Regions from separate parts of the Mus musculus genome. Here region 2 is linked to region 1. A link is a loop called in an ENCODE intact Hi-C map of the cell type or tissue named here. Cell type or tissue: heart. All regions are shown on one strand. Each heading gives the region's core, and the rest is flanking DNA. Links, peaks and the distances in the headings are about the cores only. Region 1 holds the start of Mgst3 (microsomal glutathione S-transferase 3). Region 2 holds the start of Gm46170 (a long non-coding RNA gene).

What was found. Hi-C counts contacts between places; a loop is a spot of excess contacts. Peaks named below come from ENCODE experiments on the same cell type or tissue, not always from the same donor. Only the 100,000 strongest peaks of a DNase experiment are listed, where the experiment ranks them.
Region 2: a loop joins it to region 1, with 2.1 times the contacts of the local background. A loop is called at or near these places in 1 of 42 quality-filtered maps.

Annotation. Positions count from the first base shown.
Region 1 is chr1:167,392,083-167,397,453 of GRCm38, reverse strand. It overlaps Mgst3 (microsomal glutathione S-transferase 3), which reads left to right and starts at 3,613. Exons shown (of 6, transcript NM_025569.2): 1 at 3,613-3,703. In heart, for the core only: a CTCF peak has its summit at 3,038 (motif pointing right); DNase peaks (open chromatin) are centred at 3,313, 3,603 and 4,643; H3K4me3 peaks cover 2,651 bases; H3K27ac peaks cover 2,364 bases; H3K27me3 peaks cover 1,241 bases.
Region 2 is chr1:167,266,743-167,272,113 of GRCm38, reverse strand. All of the region lies in intron 1 of Uck2 (uridine-cytidine kinase 2), which reads left to right. It overlaps Gm46170 (a long non-coding RNA gene), which reads right to left and starts at 5,252. Exons shown (of 2, transcript XR_001779530.1): 1 at 5,012-5,252; 2 at 4,580-4,697. In heart, for the core only: a CTCF peak has its summit at 2,185; a DNase peak (open chromatin) is centred at 1,923; H3K4me3 peaks cover 1,945 bases; H3K27ac peaks cover 3,727 bases.

The DNA of each region.
Region 1 (5,371 bases), core at 291-5,290:
ACAAATAAACAAATAAACCAAGGATTGTATTTCTGACTAGTTTGTAATGGGTTTTTTAGTTCTGTTCTATGAAAAGTATAAAGTATCTAACCACTGGTTTTGATGTAGCTTCTCTTTTTATACAAACTGTTGATTGCTATATGTAATGGTGCTAAATAAAAGAGTGTGTGTGTGCTTTCTTGTGCATGTGTGTTTGTGTAGTAGAGCCAGGTATGCTGGCACTCCAACCCAACACTTGGGATGCAGAAGAAAGATCAGGAATTCAAAGTTAGCCAGAGTTACACAGCAGTTTCCAGGCCAGCCATCATCAACCAAGACTGTCTCTCAAAGATTTGGCTCAGACCAAGTTCAACGGGGCAATTCTTCAGCTGAAGTTCCCTCTTTCCAGGTGGTATCAAGCCGATAACAAAAACTAACCAGGTCACTTGATTTCCTTAAAGCTCAGAATCCTAGGAGCAAGCACCTGACTTTCAGAGCCAAACATACATGTTCACACTCCCAGGAAGCTCGGGGAGGGGAGACTGGCTTTGTCACTTCAATACTAAGTTCTACTTCCACTGAAGGAAATATGGACTTTACAACTAAAACAGTCAACGGAACAAACGAGTCATCAAGGGAGAGTCAATGAAGTGACTCGTAGGCTGGAGGAATGCAAAAAAAGGGGAGACAAAAGGGACGGGACTCTGGAGAATCTGGAACACATTTTAAGAATTAGAGAGATGAAGAGCAGACAGCAAGGACTCAGGGAAAAGCTATGCTTAAGATACTGTAGAGAGTTTACAAGGCGGGTGGTGACCTTTTAGAGCCGTCTAAAGGAAGGTTTGGAAGCAGAAGCCAAATTGTTAAGTGGAGAAGGAATGGATGGTGAGTGAAGCAGGGACACAGTAACTTCTGGGCCACATGCTGCACATCTCATTCCTGTTGTTTTACTGGGGTCTACAAATACATTCACCTGAGGAGAAGCACACAGGGTTCTTGTGTGTAGCTCCATTTGGTCTTCATGGTGCCTCAAGATAACAGTCTTACTCCAACTAAGAAATAGAGGAAAGCACACCCAATACCCAGTGCTGGAGAAATAGCTCACTGCTTTCCAGAAATGCCCACTGCTTATAGATATCAGGAGATTTGAATAAGTATGTATTCTCTGACCCAGAAATTCTCTTTAAAGAAGTTTAGTCAAATCATTGTAAGCACACATACAGATTTGCTGACAATGTTGTACCTTGTAATAGAAAAACTCAAAACAACCTATCTCCAACAAAAGATTTGTATAAAGTGGTATGCAATCATCACCAAATACTGTTGAAGAATGAACTGCAGACGATGAAGGGGAAATGGATTGCAATTTATAAAATGGACAAAAGAAAATAGTGTCCACACCACCATTCTACCGGAGTGTGCACACACACATGAGTAATTTTTGGGAGGTTCTCCTGTATTTCCCAAGGCTTCTACAAAAGACAAACATTGCTTTTGTAAAGTTTTGGTTGATTTGGTTCGTGGTTTTATTGATGTCTGGTTGGATTTTTTTGGCTTCTGATTGGTTGTTTGGCTGGGTCTGGGGGGCTTGAGGGACACCTGTTTGAGACAGTTGCTCACTAGATAGTCCTGGCTGTTCTGAACTCCCTATGCAGACCAGCCTGGCTTCAAACTCATGAAGATCCATCTGCCTCTGTCTCCCAAGAACTGGGATAAAAGGTATTCCACACTTCCTCTGGCCTTGTAAGATTTTTGAAATAAGGTCCTACATGATCAATTCTTGTTTAGGGTCAGACAGGAAGGTCTGTGAAAGCAGCCACCAGTATTATCCTGACTTTCTGATCATCTGTTCTACCACCTTGGCTGCCTTTTTTTATACAGACCAGAAGCAAGAGGGGAATGAGGCCCCTTAATAGTGTAGAAATGGTTTTTCCTATTTGCTTCCTTAATGTTCAGTCAAAGCAAGTCCTGTAAACCCAACACACCAGGAAACCTGAAGTAGAAACCTTTCTTGTACTTAAGGGTAAGCATTAGAACAACTGGAAGCTGATGAAGCAGCAAGAATAAAGATTACATGAGCCTCCGATGTACTTCCAGATGTGTAGGCAAGACAAGCCAGTAAAAAGGAAAGCCAAGCCTGGCCCCTTCCTTGATTCTAGGCTTTCCTGCTTGGGATTGTTCGACTCCCAGGCACTCTTTCTTAGAAGTGCAAATTCTCCCAAAGAAGAGATTCTCGTGAGGATGGGCTCACTAGTGCACCTCTATAATGCCAAGAGTTGGAAGGTGGAGGCAGGAGGATCAGTTCAAGACCAGTGTGAGCTACATGGCAATATGAACTTGAGGCACACCTGGGCTGTGAGGGAGAAAGACAGGTGGAAGAAAGGAAGGGTATGCAAGCTGTGCTAAAGATCCGAAAATCTTAAAAATTGTACTGATTAAAATTTTGGTGATTGTGGAGGGGTGGAAACCTTCAGCCAATCAAGCTAGCTTTAACATCCTTACTAGTCATTTATGTATTTGAACAGCTATCTCGGACCTATCACTCAAATCATTTCAGAGAGTACAAACCTGCCACTAGCCTCTACGAACTCAAGACAAAGAATGTCATCAGACAATATCTGAGATCTTATTCCAGGCTTTGCTATAATCTGCACACCTGATGCCCCCACCACCACCCGTTCCCAACGTACAAGAAAGGGAACTTGACTTAGGAATTTCTTTGGTTCTGTTACTAGAAGTTCACGAAATTACAGTTGGCCACTGCAGGCCATGGTCACTCATATTTGGCTACAGAATAAACTTATTCTCTGGTGTTTGTGAGGAAGGAGGGGAGAGACATTAAAAGGTATGCACTGTCTGACCTAGTTTCTTAGGTCGTAGCATGTTAAGTTTCTTAGGGCATTTCAGAAACGCGGGGCAAAAAAAAAAAAAAAAAAAAAAAGTAGCAGATAGCTTCGGTGCTTTCTGCGACCGGTTTAAAGCAGAACTTATAGAAATTAGCAGTCAAGGTCTGCTTCTGCTTAGTAGGTCCTATCCAAGGCTCTCCTGGAGGCCGCCGCGAGGTGGCACAAGAGGGTGCGCCTGTGCTCTTTGTTAAGTTTGTGCCGGGGTCCGGGAAGAAATACCTGGGCGAGCCAAGCCATAGGAGCCCGCCTGTGGGGCTGGGGGAGAGAGAATGGGTGCGGTGCACCGTGTAGGCAGAGCTGAGGTACGCGCCAACGGCGCAGGCTAAGGGAACTCCCACAGTTTCAAACGCCCCCTCCCCAAGAGAGTCCAAAAGTGAGACACACGCCTTCCCCACCCACCCCAAGCTCTCCATAAACTACGCTCTACTTTCTGCGCACGCGCAGCAAGCTGAGTTACAGTGCCCTGCCGGGGACAAATTACTAACGCGTTACTGTCGCTTCTGTTCCAACCAAGCAGAACAAATCTCTAGGAGCAATTTAATACTGTAGTCACGAAAAGATACTTGGAGAGTAGAGCAAATATATACACTGGGGAGCCGGAAAAGTAGATATGCGGGCTACCCGACACAGGGAAAAAATGCAGTCTAGTTTAAGAAACAGCTAGAACCGCCAAAGTCAGAGGCGGTCTCGGGGGCGGTCCCGAGGGCGTGGCCGCGCGGGGCGGGGCGGAGTGGGGCGGGTCCTGCGGGACAGCTAGAGCCGCACCTAGGCACTGCTGTGCTTCTCAGGTCTGTACCAGGCGCACGAAGGTGAGCCAGGTAAGTGCTGGCAGCTGCGAGCTGCAGGAGCTTTAGCTTCACTGGGACACCTGAATGCCTGCACATGCACAACCGGTATCTCAGTCACTTGGAACGGAATTGGGGTCTCCAACCTCCCTTCTTTATCGGTCGATTTGAGCTCTGCATTTCTACCCACTCTGCCCTCCGCCCTCCCTGCATGCTCCCCCCGATGGTGTAGCTTAGGAGCTTCTCGGGGAGGCCCCTACCTCGCTATCTCTAACTCAGGGAGGTTCTCAAGGTCAGCTCATCCTCAATTCCTTATTTTCCTCCCCCTCCTTAATTCCAATTGTGTAAAGACCTGGGGCTCCCTCTTTCGGCCTTCAAGAGACCACCTGACCTTACTCACTGCAGCTGTTAATACAGAGAAAGGAGCCCGGAACTCTGCAGTGGGAACTGGCCATTCGTACCTGATCTAGCACAGGTTTCATAAGTGGCGTGCAAGCGCCGCGCCTGCTATGGATGTCTTGTTGCTAGGATCCTTCGAGAGGGTCTCAGAGGGAATTGCATTTGTTTTCCTCTCGCCTCGTAGAAATATTTGCATTGATACCTGAATATGGGTCATTTTCTTACTTCTGTCCTCATAGCAAGAGACTTCTTGGGAAGAGTGAGTGGGATATTAATTCATCCCATACTCACATGTCCGCAAGTGTCCCTTTACTTATCTTGTGTCGCTACAGGGAGACCCAGAACCACAGGGTGGGGCACCTGCAGGGTGGTGGAAGGGAGTAAGAGACACTGAGTCACTCCCGAGGTTGTGGTTTCTGTTAATTCTTTGCTTGGGAGGCACCAGTCTGCAAGTAGCCTAGGGTACAAGTCAGTGCGGAAAAGGAAGTAGAGGAAAAGCAGAGACAGATGGTCGGATGGGTAGGAAAGCAACGCTGCGCTGCGGGTTGGGACTTGAATCCCTTAACTAGGGAAAGGAGGTGCCCCAGAGAGCAACCAGCTCTCTGCTCTGTTGCCTGTACTGGTGGCTTAGGTGTGGCCTTGCAGGGTCTGCTGCAGATTTTAAGGTAGTAGCAGAAACCAGGGCTTCCCTGCGGGAATCTGTAGGGCACCTGCAGACTGCAGTTTCCCGGAAGCAGCCAAGGTTATTAGTCAGGGTTACCCGGTGTGTTTTCTTTCAGTGTGTCCATAATGAGAGTATACTGTCTTGAGTCAGGGGATCCAGAATTGTTTATTCTCACAGGAGCTAAATTTATCTAAGGAGTTAAATAAAACTAACATCTGAAATCCAAACATGTGCTTTCACCCTGGGAAGTACATTCTGCTCAGCTTCTTCCTGACACAATGTTACAGAAATAGAAAACTCTGTCAAGTGATTCTTTTTTTTTTTTTCCTTTAACCAGTGTTACTATATATAAAATGACAGGGATAGTGTGGCCAGCCATAGAAACTGAACTACTGGGGCTTCCTTAGACTAAGGAACAAAATCTTGCTGGATGCAGAGGCCTGCAACTGGAATCCTAGCACCAGAGAGCCTGGGGCAGGAGAATGGTAATTCAAGGCCAGCCTGGGCCATTTATTGAGTCCTTGTTTAAAGGACAAGGGCAGAGTTTCCCTCACTTAGATTCCCTCCTGCTTGTGTAGAGTTCCGGAGGAAACAATCTGAAAAGGAACTCCTTTATAAGTAGACAGCACAGAGAACAC
Region 2 (5,371 bases), core at 118-5,117, 130 kb after region 1:
GTCCCATTTTGGAGACTGGTCCTGGAGCTGTGCCATAGCTCTCACGACTTATTGATCTCTGGAGGTCAAACATGGTGTTTTGATTAGCCACCGACTGCATTTCCCCTACTCTGTCGCTTCTGTGGGGAAAGCCAACATTTGAGAGCAGAACATTATGGAGCAATACGCCCTATTTGAATGAGGGAGGCATGAACACCATTCTGGAGGAAGAGCAAGCCGCAGGACCTTCCTGGTCTGCTGTCCCCAGTCCCCAGAGCACTGCAGCTGGGTTGACCCTTTGTTTCCCCAGATGGATGCACCCGCACTGAGGACACCACCAGGCCTTCCAGGGGATTGTGTTCACTGTGAGATTTGAGGTCTTCCATTGTAATCCAATGGAAGCTTTTATGGCATCGGTCACTGTGCCCAGTTAGGGTGGAGACCTCGCAGGCTTGTGGCAAAAGTGTTTTCAGGTGAGTTGGGGACAGGGAACATAGGCCTTGTACTCTGTCAGGCTCCAGTTCCTGGCCTGTCTTGGCCTGTTTTTAATCTGGTTCTTTTGACCTCATCCCTACATCTGTGAAAAGGAGATAAGGTCTGGCTTGTGAGAACACCGGCCCCAGTGTATACACAGTGGTGTCTAAACCGGGAACAATCGCCCTCCTGTTACCTGCCTTCATGTTCTACAGTGTGTGTGCTGCCAGAACAGCCTCTCTGATCAGTCTATTGTTAAACATATTCCCAGTACTTATTTGTTTTATTGGGGAATACCTCCCTCTCCACCCAGACAGGGTTCCTTTGTATAGCCCTGGCTCAATCCTCCTGCCTCTCCCTTTGGAGAGCTGGGATCAAAGGCATGTGCCACCACTGCCAGGCTTAATTGGGGGATATACTTTGGAATATATAGCAAGACCCTGATACATACAACACAAACCGTAATGACCCCCGAACCATTGACTATGTCTTACTCCTGAAGGAAGAGGGCGCTTCCATTCTCAGCCAGGCACTCCTCAGTTGGTAATGTGATGTGAAGGTTGACTGTGCGCTGGGGATCTCTGAGGTGTCAGAGAGTGCCACGTGAGTAAGCTCTGGGCAGATCAAGAGGAGCTGGAGAGAGTTTAATGGGGAAGTCTTCCTTGCGGGATTTAAGTGTAATCACCCTCCCCTGCCACCCCTCCCCCCCAGTCTCTGGATCCTGTGAAGCCATTGCTTGCCGAGCTCACCTTTCTGCATCACGTGACTGTGCTGTTTCCTCTAGGACGCGTCTACTGCAGTGGCCCATAACCTTCCCAGTGCTGCAAACTGTGGTGGTGTTGGGGTGACTCGCAACCTTAAAACTATGTTTGTTGCTACTGTTATGAGTTGTAGTGTAAATATCTGTTAAGCAGGATATCTGATAGTCAGCCCCTGTGAAATAGTCACCCTACCTCCCCCAGGGGGGTCGAGACCCACTGATCGAGAACCACCGGTCTACTGTGCACCCCCACCCCAGCCCCAACCTCCGCCCTCAGGCTGCTGCTGGCTTCCTGCCTCCCATTGTTCTCTCGGTTGCTTTGTGTATTCTTTCTTCTTGGGCTTGGGTCCCGCCTCTGAAGCTCCTTGGCTCACTGCGCGTCTCCCTTCTGGAGTCTGCTCAGTCATCACTTGTCCCGAGCCCCCTTCCCGTGTCCTCAGCTGTCACCCTGCATTTCCACTCAGTGTGTGAGACCTGGAATCCTGCCAGTCCCACCTGCAACCTTCCCTTCAGCTACTCGGGAGAGACACCTTGCTGCTGTCACCCCCACCCCCCCCCCCCGTCAGTCTGTCCATCCAGGCTGCCCATCCCCTCCGTTCCACTTGTGAATCTCTCTTGGAATCTTAGCCAGGCTTCCATCATTTCCAGACAGCATGACTCTCCAGTGGCTGGCTTCCCAGCCAGCAGCCTGGACCCCCTCCAGAACATTCTCCACATTGCTGCGGGAGTGATCTTTAAACAAATACAGCTCTGATCCTGCTCGTCACTCCCTGGGCATTCTTTGTGGCTGGGTTTCCGCTCTTGGCCTTGGCATTTCCAAGGCTGTAATGGGCTAGCTCTTAGCACGTGTCACACCTGTCCTTTCCCATCCTCATTGCTAACTGCTTCCAGGGCCCAGAGCTCGGCTCTCCTCCACCTGTGATGTCAGAGCTGCTTCTGCTCTGCATTCTGCCTCCTGCTTGCCCAGTCGGGCACTTCATCTCTTAAAGCCCTCTTAAGCTTTCCTCTTCCCTTGTGTGTGTGTCTGCCACTCCACTTAAATCTGAATTGGGATTCCCGTCCTAGGTGTTCCTTCTTCTGTACTATTTAATCTTTCCAGTTTAAGGACACTGCTCTTATGTCTGTACAGCGTAGCAGGTGCCCAGGCCCTTGAGAGAGAAGAGTGTATTCAGGTTTCTCTCAGTGTCTTACGTGGAGTCGGCCTGAACCCCGCCCCCACTCCCCCGGCCCCGCCCCGCCCCGCCCCGCCCCCCCATTCTAACTTTAGAATTTGAGATCTGAGAAGTCAGTCTTCACATGCCAGTTCTTGGAAAAGCCAGCTTTAAACGCACCCTGCTTCTGCAGCAGAGACTGTAGCTCTTCTGTTGAGCACTTGGACAGATGTTTGAGTTTCAGGAAGTTGTTGGCGCTCAGCAGTTTTGAGGTGTGACACAGCCCTTGACTTTATTAGGAGGAACAACCTTTCCCTGGCCCAATCCTGTCCGGTTTTCTTCTCTTAATCCACTTAAAACACACATGCGCACACTTGCCCTCTAGCCGGGCATTGGAGCTCATTCTCTGGATCCCAGGGCTTAGGACACACGAGGGAGGCAGATTGGTGTGAGTTCAGTGTACACAGGCAGCTCCAGGCCAGCTAAGGCCTCAGAGTAAGACCCTGTCCCAACGAACCAAGGAAATATCCCTAAACACACCAGTGAAGCCTAAACAACCTCTAATACATTTATTACACCATTCCTTTCTGTTTTCTTCTTTATAAAACAACTTCATGGCTTTTTAAAAATTATGTGCCTGTGTGTGCTTGCCCGAGCATGCCTGCTTGCACACATGCCACAGAATGAATGTTATCAGAGGGCAACTTGGAGCAGAAAGTTCTTTCCTTCTACCATATGGGTCCTGGCGATCAAACCCAAGCCAGCCTTGGCAGCAGGGGCCCTTACCCACCACACCATCTCTCCAGCTCTGACCTTGTTTCTTCCTAGGAGAAACATCTCTTAAGTCCATAACCCCTCAGCCCTCAGAGCGGTTGCTGTAATGGTTCCCCATTTTCATAGAGTTCAGTAAGCAGCCTCGAGTCCCATAGCCCAGAGAGTGGTGGTGCTGGATCTGAATGAAGCCTGTCCAGCCAACTGAGCGGGGAGGGCTAGAAAACCTGACTCTGGTCTGGGGTGCTTAGCACAAGCTTGCTAGGGGCAATGTAGTGAGTGCCCACAAGGACTGGCAACTGAGCCCCCTCATAGGTGACACTAGGTTCAGAACGAGCAACAGACCCCACAAGCGAAAAGCAGAAGTGGAAGCCTGAAACACTAAGAATGGGGGATTTAAGGAGTGTGTGTTTGCCCTATGCTCAGTTCAGAGCTCCTAAGTCTCTATCTAGTGTGTTGAAAGATCTTTGGCCACAAACAACCTCCTGTCCCCCTTCGTGCCACAGAATCCTGTGTTCGTTAGTGTCACCCTGTGACCAGGAACTTGACTGAGAAAAGCATTTACTTTGGCCACTGGAGTCTGTTACAGGGCCTGTGGCAAAGCAGGAGCATCAGCCGAGAGGAAGCTTGGTGCCGAACGAAGTGCTGCATGCTTCATGGTGACCAGGAAGTGGAGGGAATGATCGGGGTCGGGGTCAAGTTGGGTCCCTAAGGTCACTGCCCTGACCCTACTTACTCAGTACCCACTCCTTCCTGTACACCATTGCGTCTGTTTCAGGCTGGCCTTGAAAGTAAGTGTGATCCCCCCCCCCCCCCCCCCCCCCGCCATGCCCCATGCGTCAGCTCACCAGTTTATGTGGGGGGCTGGCTGGGGTGGCTTGAGATAGCCTCATGTGTCCCACAGTCTGGCCCAGGACTGAGGGAAGACCTTGATTTTCTTGTCTTGAGTGCTGAGTATGCACCCCTAGTGCTCAGCTATAGGCTCAGCCATCACGTCACAGTTCTCGGGATGCTTAAGATGGAACCAGGGCTTGGTGTATGAGAGATACTGCCCACTGATGCTTGCCCACAGTCATACCTTCTGTATTTTCTGTGGTCCCAGCACTGTATCAAATGGTGAACCCATTAAAGAATTAATGTGGGCTAGGCGTGGTGGCACAGGCCTTTAGTTGTAGCAGAGGTACGCAGATCTTTGTGAGTTCCTAGGCCAGCCAGATCTACATATTCTCAACCTTCCTAATGCTGGGACCCTTTAATGCAGTTCACGTCGTGGTGACCTTCAATGATAAAATTGTCTTCGTTGCTGTTGCTACTTCATAACCGCAATTTTGCTACTGTTATGAATTGCAGTGTAAATATCTGATATGCAGGGTATCTGTGACACCCATCCATGAGAGGGTCATTTGATGCCCAAGGGGTCAAGACTCACAAACAAGACAAAACAGAAAACGAGCTGATTCATATCTGAAGCCAAGTTCTTCATGATCTCCCCTATTTGACATCCAGGGATGGGAAAGGAGGTAGAGTTAATTATCACGACCAGTGCCATAATCAGTCATGCTCTGGAAGAAACAAAAAACCTTACAAGACAAGGCACAAGCTGGCTGCTGGAAAAATTGAACAAGTAGAGTTGCTGGAGAGGAGCGCACGCTTGTGTGCACACACACACACACACACACACACACACAGCACAGGGATGCTCCCAGCCCCTCCCACACACCACAGGGATGCTCCAAGCCCCTCCCACACACCACAGGGATGCTCCCAGCCCCCTCCCATACACCACAGGGATGCTCCCAGCCCCCTCCCACATAGCACAGGGATGCTCCAAGCCCCCTCCCATATACCACAGGGATGTTCCAAGCCCCTCCCATACACCACAGAGATGCTCCAAGCCCCCTCCTATACAACTTGTGCTCTGCTGTTGGCTGTTGTCTGGCTGTTGAAAATGGTCTGTAATGGTGAACATAGGAGAGTATCCCTCGTTTTGTGGTCCCAAGTGGGGAACAAGGAAACCCCATTTTATAGCCCTGGGTTAGAAGCACAAGCTGTACATGGGTCAGGGCTTGAGCTGAGCATCCAAGGTCGGGAGAGTGGAACTGGGGTGGTCTTTTTTTTTTTTTTTTTTTTTTTTTTTTTTTTTTTTTTTTTTTTTTTTTTTCCCAGAGCTGAGGACCAAACCCAGGGCCTGCTCTACCACCGAGCTAAATCCCCAACCCCTGGGGTGGTCTTAAAC